2 separate regions of the Mus musculus genome follow, and region 2 is linked to region 1. A link is a loop called in an ENCODE intact Hi-C map of the cell type or tissue named here. Cell type or tissue: heart. All regions are shown on one strand. Links, peaks and the distances in the headings refer to the core of each region. The heading gives the core; the rest is flanking DNA.

The links. Peaks named below come from ENCODE experiments on the same cell type or tissue, not always from the same donor. Only the 100,000 strongest peaks of a DNase experiment are listed, where the experiment ranks them.
Region 2: a loop joins it to region 1, with 7 times the contacts of the local background. A loop is called at or near these places in 14 of 42 quality-filtered maps.

Annotation. Positions count from the first base shown.
Region 1 is chr5:65,489,923-65,495,295 of GRCm38, reverse strand. Smim14 (small integral membrane protein 14) reads left to right here and starts at 2,413. Exons shown (of 5, transcript NM_133697.4): 1 at 2,413-2,560. In heart, for the core only: a CTCF peak has its summit at 2,785; DNase peaks (open chromatin) are centred at 2,395, 2,765 and 3,175; H3K4me3 peaks cover 2,497 bases; H3K27ac peaks cover 2,367 bases.
Region 2 is chr5:65,433,059-65,438,431 of GRCm38, reverse strand. Ugdh (UDP-glucose dehydrogenase) reads left to right here and starts at 2,590. Exons shown (of 12, transcript NM_009466.2): 1 at 2,590-2,808. In heart, for the core only: a CTCF peak has its summit at 2,452; a DNase peak (open chromatin) is centred at 2,481; H3K4me3 peaks cover 2,791 bases; H3K27ac peaks cover 2,318 bases.

The sequences.
Region 1 (5,373 bases), core at 165-5,164:
TGGTGTCACCTGAAGAAAACAAGATATGTAAAAATAAACAAATATTTTTGTAAAATATTCTTGCATAAGGCAGCAGTGATAACAGCGTAATGTTTGTAACCTATCAAGAGTTGAAGTAAACATTTCTGGGCATGGCAGTGCAAGCCTTTAACCCCAGCCCCTGAAGGCAGAAGCTGGTAGATCTACGTTCCAGGCCACCCTGGTCTACAGAATGAGTCCCAGAACAGGCAGGGCTTCAGAGAGAAACCTTGTCTCAGAAAAAGAAAGAAATGTCAAGAGCATCCAATAGGATGGGAACAATTACAAATGCCATCTTGGGCCCTAGAAAGATGGCTCAGAGTTTGAAAGCAGTGGCTGCTCTTCTAGAGGACCTGGTTTCAATTTCCAGCCCCCACATGGCAGCTCAGCACTGTCTTGTGGCTCCAGTTCCAGGGGGATCCGACACTCTCACACAGACATACATGCAGTCAAAACCAATGCACATAGAAGTAAAAATAAGTTACATATATGTGTATGAAATGCTGTCTTCATAAAGTGCTAGTATTACATGAAAAAGGATAGTGTCACTTGGTTGATGTAGAATCTCTGAAAATATTTCATGCAGACGTCAAAGAAAATAGGTGACTTTAAGGAATAAAGTAAAAATAACGCATACAAGTGGATTACAAGCTGGGAAGTCAGGTTCGTGGTGTATTTGTTTGGCAAGTGGTCGAGACAGGGTTTCTCTGTGTAGCCCTGGCTGTCCTGGAACTCACTTTGTAGACCAGGTTGGCCTCCAACTCAGAAATCTGCCTTGTCTCTGCCTCCCAAGTGCTGGGATTAAAGGCGTGCACCACCACCGCTTTTTGTTTTGTTTTGTTTTTTCAAGACAGGGCTTCTCTGTGTAGCCCTGGCTCTCCTGGAACTCTATGGACCAGGGAGCCTTAAACTCAAGAGTTCCACAGACCTTCCCTTCCTCGTGCTGGGATTAAGGGGATGTGCCATCACTTCCCGGAGCAGTTTTGTTTTTCTCAGCTCAGCCACTGAGAATCATGAAGGTTTCTTTCCTCTGTTTTAAATATGGGATGTTTCTTCATTGAAATTTTGTAGTTACAGTGTGTACCAGGGAAGACAGAGCTCCCCTGCTTGTTTTCGCTGGTCGGGTTTTGTTTTCTTTTCTAACTTGTAACCTTACCAAAGAAAGCAGGCCATACCTCAGTAGAACACGGATTGTGAACCATGTAGCCAAAGACAGACTGTGCAGCACTGTTTTAAAGGGTTTTGTTTTTCTTTTTTTGTTGTCAGATTGTTAAACTATTAGGGAAGAAAATGAAATTCCAAGTGGATGTTTTCTGCCGTTCACTATTTTTTGTCCAGACTTTAGATTCTCAGGATAATTTTTTTCTTGTACTTTCTTATAAAAATATGCTTAGTTTCGTCCAGAGTTCCTCGAGGTCATTGGATACATCTGTAGAATTACGGCTGCCACAGCTGCTTCCAGAGGTGCTCTTTTTGCTTATCAGGCTCCACACTTCAATTTGCTGGTATTTCCCGTCCTTTCTTACATGGGAATTAAGCTGTCTTTGGATTGTTGAAATACTGCTTCCTAACTTCCAAGCCCAAGAATGGTGTGCTGCTACCTCCTTTGGCCACATTCCCTCCTCCACTAGGAGGGCAAACCCATGGCTAGGCTCCCCTCACTTTTAAAAACAAAAAACAAAAAAACCCAGACATATTCTATGCTGCACTGGCTGGGCTCAAATTCACATACTCCCACCCACTCCCCCAGGGTTTCTCAATGCAGCCCTGGCTGTCCTGCAACTCGCTCTGCAAACCAGCCTGTCTCTGCTTCTGCTGTTGAGCCATCACATCCGGCTTCTAACATCTCTCTTTTAAGGTTAAGGTTGAACTTAATTTAGGTCTGTTTTCCAATCCAAAATCCGAACGTCATCAGGATCACTCATCCCTCCCCACCTCCCAGCTGACATGCTTCTGTAATCTTCGAGTTCCGATTTTCACGCGTGCCTGATGATGAACTCCCACCGCCACCTCTGCAGGTAGACCGGGTCTCAGCAGTCATCAATTTGTGCGCGCGCCCCTCCGCCTAAGTATGACTAAACACCGCCGTGGACAGAAGCCATTCCCTCGACAAACAGACAGACACGTCAGATGATCATGACCACGGAAGACAGCACGGAGGCGACGTGGGACAACTTAACAGCCGGGTTGCCCTTCCTTCTCGGTGGAGCAACCCCACCCCGCCACACCGGAACTGCCTCCCCCACGCCGGGCGCGCCCACGCACGTCAGCGCCGGAGCTGCGGGAGCCGCCCCCCTCCGACGCAGGTGGCCCGCGCGACACGCGCATGCTCCCTAGGTAGGGTCACGAGCGGCTCCGGGTGCTACAATCTGTTGCGCCGCCCTCGGGGAGCCCGCAGATCCGGGTCTCGTGGCTAAGAGTGACGTGGTCTATCGAATCCAAACAGAGGGGAGGAGGCCGGCGGCCAGCAGCATCGGCAGCGACAGCGGCGTCCGGAACGCTCCCGGCCGCCACCCTCCCCGCCCGCCGCTGTTTTGGGCGGGTGAGTGTCCCGTCCCCCCCTCTCTCCCCGGCCCACCGCCCTCCTCGGCGACCCTCTTGGCGTCGCCACTTCTGTGGCCGCGCGCACCCGGGGACCGCTGCGGCGGAGCGGGCGCCTTTGGCTGGGCGCTGCACCCGGGGAGCCCGCAGCCGCTGGCCCGGCAGCCTGCAGCTGGGCTGCACAGGCACCCGCAGTCCGGGTGCTTTCACTTTTAGGGCCCCATAGGCGGCGCGGGCGTGCAGGGGGTTAGGGACAGTCACCCCGAAGGCCGGGCGGTGGCGTTTGCCTGGTGGGTTCGATGAAGTCACCCGGACGGGGCCCTTTTGTTGTGGTGTGTTGGTAGCTGCCATCCTAAAAGCCAGAGCTCTTCTTTAGCCTCCATTGTGTTGCGGATTTAAAGGATTCCCCTTTTCTGTTGGTTCAGTTCTGTTGGTTCAGTACGTGGAGCCGGGGCTGACAATGGAGCAGGTAGCAGCACCGTTATCGGAAGGAATGCAGGGCAACAGCCTGGCAATGGTTTGAGATCCGTGTCGCTGCTTAAAGCCGAAGTTTTCCGAAGTGGCTGCTTAAACGTTAGGATTTTAGCCAAGATGATACTTGCTAACTGTAGCGAGGCGGCAGGATGCTTTTAGTTGCCCCAGTTGGAAAAGCCGAGGATGCGGCCTTAGTAATGGAGTGCCCTGGGTTTACAGCTGGAGCGCCTGATGAGCTTCAGGAAGCATTTATACCTGCATGTGTGGAAGACACCCTCCCGATTTTGTGTTGTGGTGTCACTTGGCAGCTATCCGTACCAGAATTGGGAAAAACCTACAGTTTACCAAGGGTTCTAGTCTGGAAACGCTCGCTGCCCTGTGTCTGCTGTGGAGGTTAGGGGAAGCAGCTGCGTGCTCCTGCTTCAGGTGACTCCCTGCTCGCGCAGATTCCTTCAGTGTAGCCGCCCACCCTTTTGCCCTCCGCACTCAGACCAGAAAACCAAGCCTGGATGTTCCATCGTGTTTTCGAAAAGGGACATTTCCCCCTCTCCAAGATACTTATAGTGTTTCTGTGGAAAGCAGCAGGAAGGAACGAGGAAACAGATTGATTGCTGTCCATCAAATCTGGGAAGAAGTCTTAGGAATTTAGACCCCTATCTTTGAAGGGTGTGCCCTTGGGCAGTAACGGACCTCGTATCAAATCTTTTCCTCCTGTGTAGATCATGGATTTTCCCTCTTTTTTTTCTCCCATACTTGGAATCTTGATGATATAGACAAAGGAGAATTTTCTTTTTGCACTTCCCCCTTTTCAGATTTTTTTAAAAAACCCTCACCCTTTTTACTATTCTAAAACAATATTTTTTGTTTTGTGAGATGTTTTTGTAGTGATTGGAGGAGATGTTTATAGAAGTACATGAGGAGGAAAGAATGATAATCGCGTCTCTCCTCTTGCCGGAATGTTAGTTCATATCCTTCAAGATGCTTTTGCAATTGCTTTACAAAAATATGGTATCATACTACATTTGTTATTTACTTATTTATTTTATTTAATGTTAATGGGTATTTTGCCTATATGTATGTTTGTGCACCTTGTGCATTCCTGGGTGCTCAAGGAGGTGGTGGATCCTTGGGATTGAAGTTACAGAGGATTATGAGTGGCTGTGTTGCTGGGAACCAAACCCAGGTCCTCTGGAAGAGTAGTTAGTGCTGTAATCTCAGAGCCACCCCTCGCTGTGGCTTTACATACCGGTACTTTTTTGAGTTATGTATGTATGTATGTATGTATGTACGTATGTATTTGCAGCTATGGCCTATGGACCTTTTAGGGTGAAATTCCACCATGTTGGAAAAGCAGTAGTTATTAAAGCCATGGTGTGGAAAGTTTTCCCCCTATGTCTCTTGGTGATACTGTGAGATTTAGTAAAACAGACACCGAATGGCGTGTAGGCTTACTTGGCTTGTTAAACAATCCAGGCAGCAAGTGCAATGTGGAATGTTACTGAAGTTTTTTGTATCTAATGACTTCACAGGGAAGTTTAGGTTTAACCCTTAGTTATACTGTATTCCACATGCAGGCACCTGTTACCATCCCAGTCCATAAGAGTCTGGAGGAATCTATTTTGCTGCATAGCATACTTAATTACTGTATTAGCTTTGGGGTTTAGGTATGTGCCATCTATTACACATTTTTTGTTGTTTGGTTTTTAACCACTGACTCCAAAGGAGCCTATCCAGAAATGAAATGCCCTCTAAACCCCAACTTCAAAGGCTAAGTATGGTGAAGTAGCCTAAGTCTGCTAATGCCACTTTGGGCTGATGTCTCATAAGCTTCCCTAAGACCTGTAAGTCTCTTTTGTCGTTCATCATCTCCTAAGTAATTCCAGATGGCAAGTACTCTCTGTCACATGGTTTTTTTCTTTAATTTTTACAAATCTTTACAATTTATTTTTTTGTGTATGTCTATATCTAATGTGTATGTGAGTGTGTGTGCGCACATGCCAGAAAAGGGTACTGGATTCCCTAGTGCTAGATCTAAAGTAGTTACGAGTTTATGATCCACCAGGCAAGGGTACTAGGAACCAAACTGGGGTCCTCTCAACAAGAAGCAAGTGCTCTTAATGACTGAGCCATCTCTCCAGCCTTTAATTAAAAGAGATTACAGCACTCAGTGTGCACTCCTTTTCCATCCCTGGTGCTACCGCCCTTGCTAGACTACCACAGTCTCTTATGTGGTCAACTGAAGTAATTTCCTGGCCTGTCTCCAACTTTGGCTACTTACTTACGGTGCATTCCTCATATCACAGCCTAAGAGTTTCCTCAAATTTTAGTTTAAGTGCTCGC
Region 2 (5,373 bases), core at 281-5,280, 57 kb after region 1:
ACAGATGGAGGCAATGTGAAGGAGAATTCCTGGAAAGAAGCTATTTTTGCAAAAGTTGGTTGATTAGAACATCAGTGGTCTGGGGAGATTGGAATATTGCAGGTCAAGAGCCTAATTACAGTTTATCTTGGGCTATCTTTAGCCTTCTAAATAGCCATTCCTTGCCCATCTGTGTGGTGGACCTAACATCCTATGAGTAACAGCTTGAAAATGCTTGGAATTCATGTAGCTGACCACTAACTGCCCTCTGCCATGCCATATACCAGAGTACACACATGGACATACACATGCACACACACAATTACTGCCTAAAAACTCCAAAACAAACCAAAGCCCTATACATTAAGCCACCCTGTCAGTAACTAAAGGACACTTGTTTATAAAGAGATAAACACAAACAGCCCAAATCCTCACCATCTTGGTATTTGAAAGCATTCTATAACTGTTTACCTACAGGTTATGTGCCTAGGGGACAGAAATAATATGTCTCAGTGTACTGTGAGGGAGAGAATAGCATAACCCACCCCAAATACATATGTACGGATGTATGTATCTTATATGTGTATGTGGACATGAGTACAAGTGCCCTCAAGGACCAGGTGCCTTGAATCCCTTGGAGCTGGAATTACAGGCATACTTTGAAAAGAAACTTTTTTTTTTTTTTTTAAGGCAACTGCTGCCAGGTTTGTAAAATCAGTATTGGAGCCAGGCATGGTGGCGCAAGTCTTTAATCCCAGCACTTGGGAGGCAGAGGCAGGCGGATTTCTGAGTTCGAGGCCAGCCTGGTCTACAAAGTGAGTTTCAGGACAGCCAGGGCTACACAGAGAAACCCTGTCTCGAAAAACAAAAACAACATCAAAGTATGCCTCGTGTCTCTGTGGGTCTCCGGGTCTGGGGTGGTTGTGAGCCTCCTTGAGGCAGGTGCTGGGATCTGAAGAGCAGTCTTCATTATTAACTACTGAGCAGCTATATTTCCAGTCTCAGCACTTGGCTTTTCACTTGCACCCGAGGGACCTGAACATAGACCTCTATGCTTACATAGCAACCGCTTTACCCACTGGGCCTCCTCCTCAGACCTACGGCGTTTGAATGTGCTTCCAACATTTCCTAATTACTTTCCCCCATGAGGTACAGTCAAGCACTTCATAACATCATTTCACGAAGGGCTGACTTCATATAGGGTGGTCCCGGATTATACCGAGTACTGATGTTCCCAGCGAAGTTTGAGTAAGTACATGATGACGTGGCAGAACAAATGTGCCGAACACATTTCTCAGAACATATCACCACCAATGAGGTATTTGTGCCTGGCCTTTTCTCCTTTTTGATTTTTAGGCTTAAGTTGATCTCTAGCAGCAAAAGAAACAGAACAAACCTTCACATTAAAAGTGGGCGTGGCGGTAATCATGATCCCTGGGGGAGGGAGGGCAGAGGGGTCAAGTAAGGGGATCATTGCAAGTAAAAGGCCAGTCTGAACTATATACTGAGTTCCAGATCTGCCACCTCTACACAGAGACCATGTCTCAAAAAACTCCCGTGGGCAGGCTAAATAATTTTGCCTTTTAAAAAAAGTTTATGCATACAGATGTCTGTGTATGTTCGTGCTGGTAGATAGAGCGTGGTCTCCTGGAGCAGGAGTTTTAGGCAGTGTTGAGTCCTCTGATATGGGTCCTGGGGAGTAAACATCTTAGCCCTTTCTCCAGGGGACAGTTTTACTTTCTATGCATTTGTAAGGACTGGGGACAGTTCGGTGGTAGAGTGCTTAGAGTTCAATCTCTAGTAACACACACACACACACACACACACACACACACACACACACACACACACACACACGCAAATTAACACCCACACATATCTACGTTGCATACGCCTTGCTATGCATCATACAGACAACCTCCCTTTTAGAATTTGGCTGGAAAGTTTTCCTGGAAAATACGCCCTCCAGGCGTGGGCGCCCGGGTTCTCTGGCCAAGGACCAACCCGGAGACACTGGTTCAGTCATTATGGAACTCAGCATCGTTTTGACCTGAGGTATCTCCTTCCCAGACCCGGCGCCATCCGGATGGGACGTGACTAAACTCTGGGCAACTGTCTGAAGGGCGCGGCGGACTCAGGGGCTTGAAGAGCTTAGGAGAGCAGGGGAGGCCCTCCATCAGAGTCCAGGGGCCGAGAACGGAGCTCGGGCTCCAGGATAAGGGGAAGAGTCAGAAAGCCGGAAGACCTTTTTCTGTGGGCTCGCTCTCCCCTCCCAGGCCCTATGATCACGGGTGGTTCACTTGGCACGCGCGAACCTTCCTCATGCCAGATTCCAGGGACCCAGAGCGGGGAAGGAGCACAGACAAGGATGACCAACAGGGACCACGACGCCCCTCCCTGCAGCTAGTCAGCCTAGCGGGACCAGCGGCGCACGCAGCCACGCCCAGCGCCGCTCGCTGCGGGCGAGGGCGGAGCCCGTGACTTAGCTGGAGCTGATTCGCCCTGCTCCTCAAGGGGCGTGGTCATACAGTTCGGATCCCGCCCCCTCTGCCGCTCTGGGTCCAGAAGGAAATAGAGGCCTGCCCGGGGGGCCTGGAGCGGAGGGAGGCGGGGCAGCGCGGGGCGGTGGCCGGGTCCAGAGTCCCGGGAGGCTTGGCTGCAGGGGAATGAAGCCTCCGCCTTCCCCGGCAGAAGTATTTAAATACGGCCGCGGGCCGGGGACTCGGGGAGCGGCGGGCGGAGCGGTGGGTAGAGCCTGCGGCTTGGGAGGAAGGCGCTGTCCGAGAGAACGGGATCTGCACGGCCGCTGTGTCCCTGCTTTGGAAGTGGGTAAGCACCGATCCTTTCGGGATGCCCCCTCCTCGCGGCCCAGGTGCGCGCGCGGTCCCGGGTCCGCTCCCCGTTCGCGGCGGGGCTCTCTACTGCACCATCCTGGTCCCCTTTTTCGGGCCCGGCGAGAATCACGTCGTGCGCTTGCAGGAGGTCAGCCGAGCCGAGCTTTTAATTTCGCAACTCGCGCGTCTTCAAGCCAGTTCTTTCCATTTTCCGATTTGAAACCAACGAGATTTTCCCGCCGCTTCAGAAAGCCAAACGCCCTCCCCCCCCCCGCCCCCGAAGGAAAGGGTCCTCTCCGTGGGGCCTAATGGACGCTTCACAGTCCTAAGCTTTGTTGGGGATTAGAGTCTGCTCACCTGGGAGGCTGCTGCTCTCCTCTGGTAGCCCCTAAATGTAGAAAGCAAAGCCCCTTAAAGATGCATCCCTAAGGCATTTATCCTATACTATCCTGGGGGTGTGTGTGGCTCACGCAGTTCATTATTGGCCTCTGGACACATACGCTCGGACGTTATACTTAATGTCAGGGAAGGCCTTTCTTGGGGGCTTCAGAGACCATGTTTTTGTGAGATCTTAAAAATCTTCACGTACTACGCGTAATTGAATAGGGTTGGTTGAGAAAGAGAGGAGGGGCTGGCTGGGAGAGAGTGCATACGTGGGGCACACAGAGGACTAACTGTTCATCCACTCACCTCAAAGGCCAGTCTGGTTTTTTTTTTTTTTTTTTTTTTTCAAATCCCCTAAGAAATGGAGAACAGTAGTCTGGTCTGTTTCTTCTGAGGGGTTCTGGACTTGAAAGAGCTGAGTGTTTCTGCTTGTGAGCTGTGCTTTTTGAGTACTGAGCTAGTCTGAGCTGAATGCTACACAACCCTGGTTTGGAAAATACATCCCGTCCCCTGCCCCCTTCTTTCATCTCTGTATTGCTTTCTCTGCCATAAAATCTCTAGCCACTAGGCATGCTCTATCATTTCTCAAATTTCCACAGCTGTGGATCATTCTCGTTAGACATAAAATTAAGTCTTTCACAATCTTTTTTTTTTGAATCAGGCATCTTTGTAAGTGTGCTTCCAGGAAATGACTGAGGTTGGTGTATCCAGCTGTCTTATCATGTCTGCTGCTTAGTTCTTCAGTAGCTGTGAAGGGGTGGCAGATGGATGCTATTCTATTCAGAGTGCAGTATAGGACATTTGTCGGCTGGTAGTGACATCCTGTAGGTTGAAATGCTTATCTGAATTTATGACACTTTACATGAACAGTATTTTCAGGATGGTGTGGTATGTCGTGGTTCCCGGAATATTTGAGGTGAAGACTCATTTCAGAATGACCTATTCAATAGGCAAACAAGCCCACTTTTCAGTCAACACAGTGAGGGCCAGAGGGTATACAGAAGGAGAAGTAGAATATGGTGAGATGAGCTTACTGGTAAAAACACTTGCCACACAAGCCTTCAGTCAATCCCCAGCACCCACAGTGAAAAGAAAGTCTGGACCCCCAAAAGTGGTCCTCTGACCTCCACCCTTGCCTTGGCCTGCATATCACAAAACAAAACGCGAAAATTAGGAAGAAAACAAACAAACAAAAAACAGAATTAGAAAACATGTATCATAGAAACTGTATTGATAACATTGTATCAAGCTTCATGTTAAAGTTTGGTTTTTTTTTTTTTTTTTTTCTTCGAGACAGGGTTTCTCTTTGTATCCCTGGATGTCCTGGAACTCACTCCATAGACCAGGCTGGCCTGGAACTCAGAAATCCTCCTGCCTCTACCTCCCACTTGCTGGGATTAAAGGTGTGCGCCACCACTGCCTGGCTCATGTTAAAGCTTCCTGAGGATTTTTTTTTTTTTTTGAAACTTCCAAGTAACTTTATTTGCTATGCACTGTGTATCTGTCTCCTTAAGTAATTGCCTTGTATACACTGTACTTTATAAGAAAACTAGCAAGGCCCAGGGTACCAACCCAAAATGAAGACCCAACTCAAGTAGCTGAGTGTGTGGCTCATGCCTATAATCAGTTCCCAGGAGGCTGAGGCAGAAGGATCACCATGAGTTCCTGACCAGCCTTGGCTGCAGACTGAAACCTTAGTGAGAGACAGAAATTGGGTGTGTGTAGAGAAGAGAAGAAGGAAGAGGAGGAAGGAGAAAGAAAACACAAAACTGAGGGGGGAAAAACCCAGATGTATCTAGTTCTCCAGTACAGATGCAGCTGCAGTAGTCAGTAGCAACTACTTAGAGAGAATTCTGAATTCCGGTCTTGAAATAAAGGCAGATAAGAAGTAACTTAAGGACTAGGGGGTGGGACACAGGGGTAGAATGTCTACCTGAGACCTTGGATTTAATCCCCATGCATTATAAAAACAAACCATATTAGAGGTTACTTGGGGGAAAATCTGAGCCTATTCTTAAGGTGGCTAAGGGAGGTAGCGGTCTAATTGTTTCCTGTTAACTATGATTGGCCATCTTAACTACTGCTATGAAACATGAAGTCTGCAATCCCAGAGGCCCAGGGAACAGTTATTAACTCAATACTCAGTGACAGATAGCCATCCTAGGTGTTAAAGGTA